Regions from separate parts of the Homo sapiens genome. Here all the other regions are linked to region 4. Evidence: chromatin loops called from intact Hi-C (ENCODE). Cell type or tissue: B cell. All regions are shown on one strand.

What was found. Hi-C counts contacts between places; a loop is a spot of excess contacts. Peaks named below come from ENCODE experiments on the same cell type or tissue, not always from the same donor. Only the 100,000 strongest peaks of a DNase experiment are listed, where the experiment ranks them.
Region 1: it touches region 4 in a loop (5-fold over the local background); 3 of 110 quality-filtered maps call a loop at or near these places.
Region 2: a loop joins it to region 4, with 17 times the contacts of the local background. A loop is called at or near these places in 2 of 110 quality-filtered maps.
Region 3: it touches region 4 in a loop (9-fold over the local background); 3 of 110 quality-filtered maps call a loop at or near these places.

Annotation. Positions count from the first base shown.
Region 1 is chr1:206,049,358-206,051,857 of GRCh38, forward strand. No RefSeq gene overlaps it. Among named protein-coding and RNA genes, the nearest start is that of RHEX, 2.6 kb to the right of the region's middle. RefSeq lists enhancers at 125-194, 1,349-1,848. In B cell, a CTCF peak has its summit at 1,352 (motif pointing right); DNase peaks (open chromatin) are centred at 74 and 1,594; H3K4me3 peaks cover 807 bases; H3K27ac peaks cover 2,500 bases.
Region 2 is chr1:203,289,183-203,291,682 of GRCh38, forward strand. No RefSeq gene overlaps it. Among named protein-coding and RNA genes, the nearest start is that of LINC01353, 3.3 kb to the left of the region's middle. RefSeq lists an enhancer at 363-922 and a silencer at 1,133-1,532. In B cell, no CTCF peak of the experiment used is centred here; DNase peaks (open chromatin) are centred at 569, 1,409 and 2,409; H3K4me3 peaks cover 2,237 bases; H3K27ac peaks cover 2,500 bases.
Region 3 is chr1:204,520,017-204,522,516 of GRCh38, forward strand. All of the region lies in intron 1 of MDM4 (MDM4 regulator of p53), which reads left to right. Among named protein-coding and RNA genes, the nearest start is that of MDM4, 4.9 kb to the left of the region's middle. In B cell, no CTCF peak of the experiment used is centred here; DNase peaks (open chromatin) are centred at 1,395 and 2,325; H3K4me3 peaks cover 1,799 bases; H3K27ac peaks cover 2,500 bases.
Region 4 is chr1:205,286,953-205,289,452 of GRCh38, forward strand. No RefSeq gene overlaps it. Among named protein-coding and RNA genes, the nearest start is that of NUAK2, 34 kb to the right of the region's middle. In B cell, no CTCF peak of the experiment used is centred here; DNase peaks (open chromatin) are centred at 270, 502, 769 and 1,369; H3K4me3 peaks cover 1,157 bases; H3K27ac peaks cover 2,271 bases.

The DNA.
Region 1 (2,500 bases), 760 kb after region 4:
GTTCTCAGGTCTGCCTTTGCACTCAGTCTCATGCCATACCACATGTCACATAGACTTTGGGAAACTCCACTGTATGCTTGAGAGAAACTGAGAGTGAAAAAGGCAACTAGTATCTTAGTATTATTAAGAGAGTGGTTTTGACCTCATGAACCCTCTGAAAAGATCTCTGGAACCCCCAGGGGGTCCCTGGACTACACTTTGAGAACTGCTCCCTAGATCATTGGTTTCTTGATGACAAGGCCTTTTTCTATTCATCCTTACAGACTGGGTTATTTATTTATTTATATTTATTTATTTATTTATTTAAACTGAAAGACCAGTGTAATAGGACAGACTGGGCTTTAAACAGACTATGTAGTTGGCACTCAGTAAACTTTGCCTGAATTGTTTGGAAATGTCTGTGTCATGAGGGTTTATCGCTCCATCATCAGCATCCAGGGACATGCTATACTCACTCTAGTGATGCTGTTATTGCTGAAGGCGTTTGGATTCTCCTTGGAGGTCGGCCTTTAGAGAAATTGGTAGTTCTGTTGAATATCCTCAGTGATGTCATATCTTTGTTCTCTGAGGAGTGCTTTGATTTTTGGAAACAGCCAGAGTGAAATCTGGATTATAATATGAGTAGTCAAATTGGGTAACACTGTATTTTGGATTTGTAAAAAGGAATACTGACTTCCTAAAACTGGGATGGCAGATCTACTTTAATGGCCATTTCTCTAATTTTACACACATATTTACACCTGTGCAAATGATGTTTGTTGCAGTTTAATAATTACATCATCATTTCAAGTGTAAAAAGTGGAAACAATCTAAATTTACTACTAGATGACCAGTTAAATAAACTGTGAGCAACCATAGAACGGAACACTCTGAAGAGGAAGAAAGGAATGAGAAAGTTCTGTATGTATTAATAATAAATTAACTCCTAGATATATTAAGTGAAAAAGCAAAAGGCAAAACAAAGTATGTAGTACACTGTCATGTGTAAGGAAGACGCCTGTATGGTGAGTGTGTTTCTGTGTGTCTGTGTGTTTGCTCATGTACACATAACGTACACAATAAACTGGGCATGCTGGTTTCCTCCAGGGAGGAGAACTAGATGGCTGGGGTCAAGAGCAGATGAGCAGCTTTTCCAGGACTATCCTTTTGTACCTTTTGAATTCTAAAACCATCTGAATGTGACCTAATGAAACAAACACTTCAAAAGTCCCAAACTGAAAAGGTGATGATGTCCTCCCCTTACAAAATTAAAAATAAAAACAATTTTAACACTTAGAAAACCTATTCTCTAAAAGAATTCTCTGTATTTCCTGGCCAATAACACAATTGTTAGAAGAAATGTACAATGTACCAGGTGACATGTGGAAGGGGACAACAGAAGGGGGCAATGACAGGCACTTGTGAAAACATTTGCCTTTTTCTTGATCACGTCTTGTTCCTCTTCTCATCCTTGCTTCATTTCACAAATAGGGGAACTGAGTCCAAGTAAGTGAAGTGACTCATCCGTGCCACCTGGGCTCTTGGTTCCAATGCTTGCCTTGTTAGGGGATTTCCTGACTGCTCCTGCAGCTCTCTTTGCTAGAATGTGGTAAGAGTTGGGGGAGGAGAGGGTGGCAGATCCTCTTTCATTTGGCCTTAAGCACACCTCCCTCTTCGCCTCTCACCCTGAGCAGGGCTGGCGCCTGAGGCCGGTGAACACCTGTGGTGGTGGCTGTGGGACAGCATCTTCCCCTGCTCTTTCTCTTCCTTCTTCCCCTTGGCCACCCACACCCAGGCAGGTGTCCTCCCCAACCCCAGGACACTGCTCTTGGTGTTTCACAGGCACGTGTCCTCTTTTTCTGAAATTGACATTACCCAGTTCAACATCACCTACTTTACCGGAGTACTTTGGGCTCTTTCAAATCAATTTCCGCTTCGAAGGCTAAAGATTTGTCATCAGCTAAGAGGTTCAAAAGTCTGTGGTGTAGGCTCTCCAAAATTCTGGCAGAGGTCAGTTGACCCTGGCTTTTATGAAGGAGTCTTTGGCATTCATTCATTCATTCATTTATTGAAGAAATATGTATTGGACCTATTCATTGCATGAGGCACTTTCTAGACACTGGGGGTGAAATGTTGGCCAAAACAGATAAGGTCTCTGTTCTTATGAAGCTCACATTCATGTGATGAGAGGCTGACAATAATCAAGTAAACAAATAAATGATCAAGGTGACTTCAGATACTAATAGATGAGAGGGCGATGTGACAGATAGGGTCTGGGGAGCCACCTTTGAATTTGTGCTGAATTCTATCTGAAGATGCCTTCACTAAGAGAGAGGTGCTGTCTCCATGGCCTTTGAGGCCCTCCCCTCCAGTGGTGAGATTTTAACAATCTCCCCATCTGACAGGTTCCCATGCAGGAATGAAAGACATGGAAGGGAAGAGGGGGGCCAGCTCCCTGAGTCCTGTGTCCACCAGCTGCTGCTAAATACCTCTGAGAAACTCTGCTTCTATCTAAGGGGAC
Region 2 (2,500 bases), 2.0 Mb before region 4:
GAAGACCTACCAGCAAGTGGCAGAGCTAAGGTCCCATCTGACCCCAAAGCCCACCCATAACCGCTATGCAGTACTGTCCAGGCAGAAACACAAACATTACCCCATTGTTTTTATTCTTCAACACCTTTGGTATCATCCAGTCCCAGGACACTGGCTCCTGAGGAAGGAAGGCCCCTCCCACATCCTTTAAAATTCCCAGGCATAAAACCATGTTCACCAGCCACCGTGAGGGTAAGCCTCAGAGACAGGGACCGTGCCCACAGCCAAAGCAAACTTGCCACATCCTCGGCCAATGCCCTGCCAAGGAGGGCCACTAGCTATTTTTCATGCCTCAAACTCCCACTCTATCACAGCACCCAGAGCTTGGGGATGGGGTGAGTTGTCCCCCCAGACAACTCTCTACCGTGGAGAGACTGGGCCAGGGGAAGTAGAGAGAGGAAGTAGACCTTAGATAGAGGAGCGAATGTGGGTGGCTAAGCACTGTGGGTGTGAAGGGATGGTTGGGAGGCCCTGGGGACTTTCCCCGGAGGCTGAGCTACCCAATTTACTCCCCAACCCACCACAGGCAGGCACGCACACCCATAATTTCAGGCGAGACGAGGCAGGCCTCTGAGAACAGCACTCCAACAGGCTTTATCTGAGTGCTCAGCTGGACTCAGAAATCAGAGCGCCTCCCCCAACCTGCCCCAGGACAGTGAAGGCTCCATGATGAGCCCTGAGTTCTCATCGCAGTTTCTCTTCCTTTTCTGTTTTTTTCTTGGCCTCTGCCTGGCAGGAGGCCTCTGGAAACCCTCGTTTTTCAGGCTGCTTCTCCGTCAGCCCCTAGGCCAGACCTTTTTATTTGACTGGTCTGGGGAAGACATGGGGAGGCCACTTGGCTAATGAGAAGCCAGTCGCCTTACAGCAGTGCCTCTTCTGAGACTTTCTGGGATTCTCTGGAAACACAGATGCCAGTTTTTCTTTTTATTTGCTTGTTTCAGGACAGAAGAGATTGAGTTTCAATAGGAGATGTGATTGTCTTTAAACACCTATGGGAAAATCCCTGGGCTCTGCAGTAAAAATACACACCATGGCTGTCCATGTCATATGCGTCCTTGACACCACCAGGCAAAATGCACAGGCTGTGAAACACATTTGGACGCCCAAAGAGCAGGTCCTCCAGAGCACAAACACCTGCACCCACCCCAGGACAGAAGTGCTCAGGCAGGTGTCACCAGCGCAGCCCCTGGCCCCCGACTTTCCCCACTCCACACCCCCATTCACACAGAAGGGCAAAGACAGCCCACAACCTTGGCTGGCTGCGCTCAGTCCTTGGCTCCAGCTGCCTGGGCAGGGGTTAACGAGGCAGGCGCGGCCACTCCCTCCCGCCACCTGCCACCCACCGCCTCCCTCCCGCGCCGCGTCACTTGTTTTTCTGCTGGGCTTTCCCGCCTCCCGCCGGCCGCTGACGTGGACTGGGGGCGTCACAGCCTCTACCTCAGCTGCCGGGAAGTGCTTCCCTTATATGGGCACAGACTCCGGAGGGGCCGGCAGGGCAGGGGCGCTCTTGGGGAGGGCAACAGCTGCCAGCCATCAAGGGCCAGGCTCTCCTCTCCCAAACAATGCCCAGGCCGGGGCAAAGGTGACCCGCATTTGGAAAAGGGAGGCCAGCCTCCCTGTCTCCTCTCAAGAGCCAGAGCCCAGGCGGGCAGCCTTCCCAGACGCTGTCGCTCTGCATCCTCCCTCTTTGGGTTTCTCATGAAATGTGCAGAGCTAGATTGAAATGCAGATGACCAGGTGGCCTTTCACTGATGCACTCTGATAGTCCCTGAATGCTCTGCATCCCAAAGTCTACGGCCGGAAGGCTGTGATGCTAGGCCACTGTTGGGTGGTAGAAAGGACATCCTTGCCTCTGCCTTGGGGCCTTAAATTTGTCTCATAATTCTTCAGGCCCCAGCTTCCTTCTCCATAAAATATGGAGGATACTGCCCTCGAGCCTTGTAAGGACTAGATGAGTGTTCTGCTTGGTGTAAAACAGCTTTGCAAGCTGTAAAGTGCTATTCAGACTTACAGGTGGTCACTTGGTGCCAGGGAGGAGGAACCTGTTCAGGAGCCCCCTCCAGAACCTGCCTTTCCCGGGCCACACCCATGTGCTGTGAGAATGCCCTTTGACCCTGTTGAAAAGCTTAAGCTGTGTAAATAAAGTCATCTGGAGTTTGCCTCTTGTGTGTACTGTGGCGAGCTGTTTGTCTGGGGCCTCTGTTAGTAAGCAAGTGGTGAGCATGCTGGAGATGATCCTTCCAGCAGGGAGGGGAACCGCGGGTGAGCGGTCATCGTGCAAACGCCTCGCACAGTACTGGACACTGTGCAGCACATGACTGTCTTCTGTTGCTGCTAGTAAGAACTCTTTCCTTCCAAATCCAGCTCAGCTCAAAACTCCCAGGCCCAACAAGCTATTTCCTGCTGACACCTTCACTCCAACTCCTTGGTTAATTGTGAATCGTGTTTGTGCAGTGTGGCT
Region 3 (2,500 bases), 770 kb before region 4:
CCTGTAATCCCAGCACTTTGGGAGGCCGAGGCGGGCGGATCACGAGGTCAGGAGATCGAGACCATCCTGGCTAACATGGTGAAACCCCGTCTCTACTAAAAATACAAAAAATTAGCCAGGCGAGGTGGTGGACGCCTGTAGTCCCAGCTACGCGGGAGGCTGAGGCAGAAGAATGGCATGAACCCCGGGGGGTGGAGCCTGCAGTGAGGGGAGATCTCGCCACTGCACTCCAGCCTGTGCGACAGAGCGAGACTCCATCTCAAAAAAAAAAAAAAAAAAATGAATTTTGATATGACAGTAGGAATTAATCTATGTTAGTGGAACAAAATTTCCCAAATTACATGCAACATCCCTGCTTTTTTTTTTTTTTAATAATTAAGAGCAACTAAACTAAAAATACTTTTTAGGAATCCATTTTGATGCAGTAAAATGTATAAAAAGGAAAGCAAGGGAAATGAAAACAATAGGGTTCAGGATGATTATTATTGCAGGAAGGCAGCAAAATGGGATGGGGGATATTATCGTTAAATATAGGTTATGATCAGAGTCTTAGTTTGTGGAAGATTATTGCGTTAAAAATAATCCAGGCCAGGTGTGGTGGCTCATGCCTGTAATCCCAACACTTTCGTTGAGAGAATCACTTGAGGCCAAGAGTTTGAGACTAGCCTGGGCAACATAGCAAAATCCTGTCTCTACAAAAAATAAAAAAATTAGCCAGGAATGGTGGCGCATGCCTGTAGTCCCAGATAATCAGGAGACTGAGGTGGGAGGATTACTTGAGCCCAGGAGGTCGAGGTGGCAGTGAGCTATGTTTGTGCCACTGTACTCCAGCCTGGGTGACAGAACAATACCCTGTCTCAAAAAAATTATGAAAATAAAAAGGTAAAAATAAGTAAAATGGGCCATGTGTGGATGAATAATCAGCATATGTCTTGAATAAAAGAGTTATGATTAATTCTGTGTACTTGAGGTCTAATGGGAAAAAATGCTGCTAAACGGGGATGTTAGTGCTTGTCTGAGTTTGAAATCTTGACTCCAACAACTTACTCATTGGGTGATCTTGGACAAATAACTTCTGTTTCTCTTTCCTGATCTGTAAAATAAGGATAATAGCTACATAATAGGGCTGTTTTGGTATTAAATGGGTTTATATGTATGCCTGGTACATAATAGGCTTGATGAGTCCTTACCATTTGTTTCAATTATCTAATGCTATGGAATAAACCACCCCAAAACTTAGTGAGTTGAAACAGTCATTTTATTTATTTTTCATTCAGTGGGATGATAGGCTGAGTTGGATAGTTCTTGTGGTTTTGTGGTTTGTCATGCAGCTGTTAAGTCAGGTGCAGCTGAGGCTGGAACGTGTGTGATGCTTTGTTTTGTTTTCTTTCTTTTTTTTAAGGACACCTCGAGACCGTTGAGTAAGTGCTTTGTTGTAGTCAGGTGGCAACTGGGGCTGGAAGATGTGTGGTGCTTTGGAGGGTATGGCTAAGAGTCTGGGCTCAGCTGGGCAACTGCACCTCCCTCTCCTTGTAGCCTTTTTGTGTAGTCTCCAGTAGAGTAGCCAGATTTCAAGCACCTCCAAAAGTACAAAACATGAGCCTGCCAGGCCTGGAATTGTCACATTATCACCTGCTGCATTCTATTTATTAAGTCATAGGGCCAGTTAGGGAGCGTGGTTCATTGGGAGCCATTTTTGGAAACGGTCTGCACATTATAATTAATGTTTCTATCTACCATGTTGCTCTACCATGTATGTAGTTGTCAGATTTAGACACTGGAAATGTATAAATAGACAGTTACAAATTCCTGTCCACTTGTAGCTTATATTTTACATAATAAATAATTAAAATATGTAGTGTTTTGGTTGGTAAAAAGGTTGGTAGGGAAAAATAAAGCAGGGAAGGAGATAGGGAATACAAGCGGTTGGGAGTTTTAGTTTTAAAAATGGGTGTTCATATGAGGCCTTGTTGACAAACTGTCATTTGAGCATAGACAAAAAGAAGGATAAGAATTAGAGGGCAGGCTAGGAGTGGTGGCCCATGCCTGTAATCCCAGGGATTACAGCACTTTGGGAGGCTGAAGCAGGAGGATCACTTGAGCCCAGGAGTTTGAGACCAGCCTGGGCAACATAGCAAGACCCCGTCTCTACAAAAAATAAATTAGCTGGGCATGGTGGCATGCACCTGTAGTCCCAACTACTTGGGAGGCTGAGGTGGGAGGACTGCTTGAGCCCAGGAGGTTGAAAGGCTGCAGTGAGCTGTGATTGTGCCACTGCACTCCAGCCTGAGTGACAGAGTGAGACTCCATCACACACACACAAAAAAAGCAAATGAGGAAGTAGGTGATGAGATCAATAGCCACCCATTAAAAGCCAGGTTTTAAATTTTTTTTTTTTTTTTGAAACAATCTTGCTCTGTCACCAGGCTGTAGTGCAGTGGCACGATCTCGGCTCACTGCAACCTCCGCTTCCCAAGTTCAGGCGATTCTCCTGTCTCAG
Region 4 (2,500 bases):
TGGCCAGGAGCATACAAGCAGGAGTATACAATGTGGCCGGGGGTGCATAGGAGTCAGGATACAGAGCCATGTTCTGTGTGTATGATGTTCACATACAGGAGCCAGACTTGACCATGGGAGACCAGTTTTTAAGTTTCCAAGGAATTCTTGCTCCCTAAACATGTACTTGACCCAGAAAACTCTTCAGCCTTCAAGGCCCAACTCCCTCCACGAAGAATCTGTCCAGTGTCTGATGACTAAAGGCCCTGGATTCAGATCCAGCTTAGGCACCGCCTGGTCATTATCTGACTTCTCTACAGACTGTGCCTCTAGTAGGCTGGAGCCCTGGACTCAACTCAATATTTCACCCCTGCCCCTAGCAATAGGGGGTCAATGGACATTTGTTCAATAAGCTCTAGACACCAGAAAGGGTGAACTGTCTCTTGGCTTCAGTTGTTCTGTGACTTCAGGCTAAATCCAAAACCTCTGCGGTCAAAGAAGGCCATTGCCACCCCTCCCCACCCTGTTCCCTCTTAGGTGGAAGGCAATTGTGGCCCTTAGAAACCCTCTGAAGAAGCATCTAACAGCTTTTCTCAGGCCGAAATGGGAGAGGGTGAAGGTTTAGGAAAGAAAACGGTCATTCTTATGTCTTTCCCCAAACCAGATGATTTCCCTTTGTTCCAAACAGTTGGCAAAGACGTCTGGGCAGAGAAAGGGTCCTGACTTGATGCACTGCTCTGCAGGCAGCTGGGTGACTCCGGCCTCTGTTGGTTTGCAGCCTGGGCCAGGGCTGGGGAGTTGCTGAGGGGTGGGCTCAGGCTCACAGTAGGTAGGCTGCTGCTTGGGCTTTCAACTATTACCTCTGATCACAATGAATTCATGAATTTATATTAGTTTGATGCATATCTCTTCCACTGGACTTCCAACCTCTGGAGCGCAGGAACCACACTGTATTTAATTCTGGAGCCTCAGGGCCTGGCACAATGTCAAGCACACAGTAAGTGCTCAGTAAGTGCTAGAGACAAAAACGCACTGCAGCCTCCCTGCCAGCCTGATTTCTGGAGCATCCCTGACTCTCTTAATGGAAAGAGCTTCTCAGAGCTTCCCAAGCTGACTAGAGGAGGGACTGTCATGGTCATGGGCCCTGCTTCCCTCTTATAGTTCTCTTAGCTGGAAGGCAGGATCCTTCTCCTCTGAGCTGCTTCTGAGGCCACTTATTTGTTTATTTCCAAACCCAAAAATGCTTCTTAGGTTTTGCTGCCACCTGACTTGAAGCTCTGACCACCCCAGTGCTACTTCTGCTCTGCCCCATCCAGACATCAAGCGAGATTCATTCCCCCAGCCTCAGACAAACCACACCCCTATCACAACCGTAACTATTCTTAGCAGAGCAGGAAGGGGGGCGCTGCCGAATGACCTCGCTGCCTATAGAGACTTCACCTCCACCCACCCTTCACTCACCCGGTGTCACTTCCCCCTTTTAATAACAACAACACTGACACCAAGTTTCACTTCCACCACTTCCTGTGGGTTTTGTTCATCCTCAGCTGCTGAGGTTTCTAGAGGGTGGGTGAGTCTCTGGCCCAGCTGCAGGAAGGTCCCTCTGACTATAAACTCTACCCCTAAGCATTTAGAGGCTTGCCCTTCAGTCCTCAGACACATTCACCTTTCTTTTTTTTTGCTTTTTTTTTTTGTTTTTTTTTTTGAGGTAGAGTCTCACTCTGCTGCCCAGGCTGGAGTGCAGTGCAGTGGCACGATCTTGGCTCGCTGCAACCTCTGCCTCCCAGCTTCAAGTGATTCTCCTGTCTCAGCTTCCTGAGTAGCTGGGATTACAGGCATGTGCCACCATACCTGGCTAATTTTTGTATTTTTAGTAGAGGCAGTATTTCTCCATGTTGGCCAGGCTGGTCTTGAACTCCTGACCTCAGCCTCCCAAAGTGCTGGGATTATAGGTGTGAGCCACCGCACCTGGCCACATTCTCCTTTTTTTTCTTTTTTTTTTTTTTCCAGACAGAGTTTTGCTCTTGTTGCCCACGCTGGAGTGCAATGGTGTGATCTCAGCTCACCGCAACCTCCGCCCTCTGGGTTCAAGCGATTCTCCTACCTCAGCCTCCCAAGTAGCTGGGATTACAGGCATACACCACGACACCCGGCTAATTTTGTATTTTTAGTAGAGACGGGGTTTCTCCATGTTGGTCAGGCTGGTCTTGAACTCCTGACCTCAGGTGATCCGCCTGCCTTGGCCTCCCAAAGTGCTGGGATTACAGGCATGAGCCACCACACTTGGCCCACATTCTCCTTTTTTAAAGCTGTCCAGAATAGGGGATTCTCCATCCTTCCCTGGGTCAGAATCCCAATATCTGATCCAAGTTCATCCTGTTGACTAACCCAAATCTCTCCTGCTATTAGGGTTGCCATATTTTGCAAGTAAAAATACAGAACACAGAACACCCATTTAAATTTGAATTTCAGATAAACAATGAATAGAAGGCCAGGGGCAGTGGCTTATGCCTGTAATCCC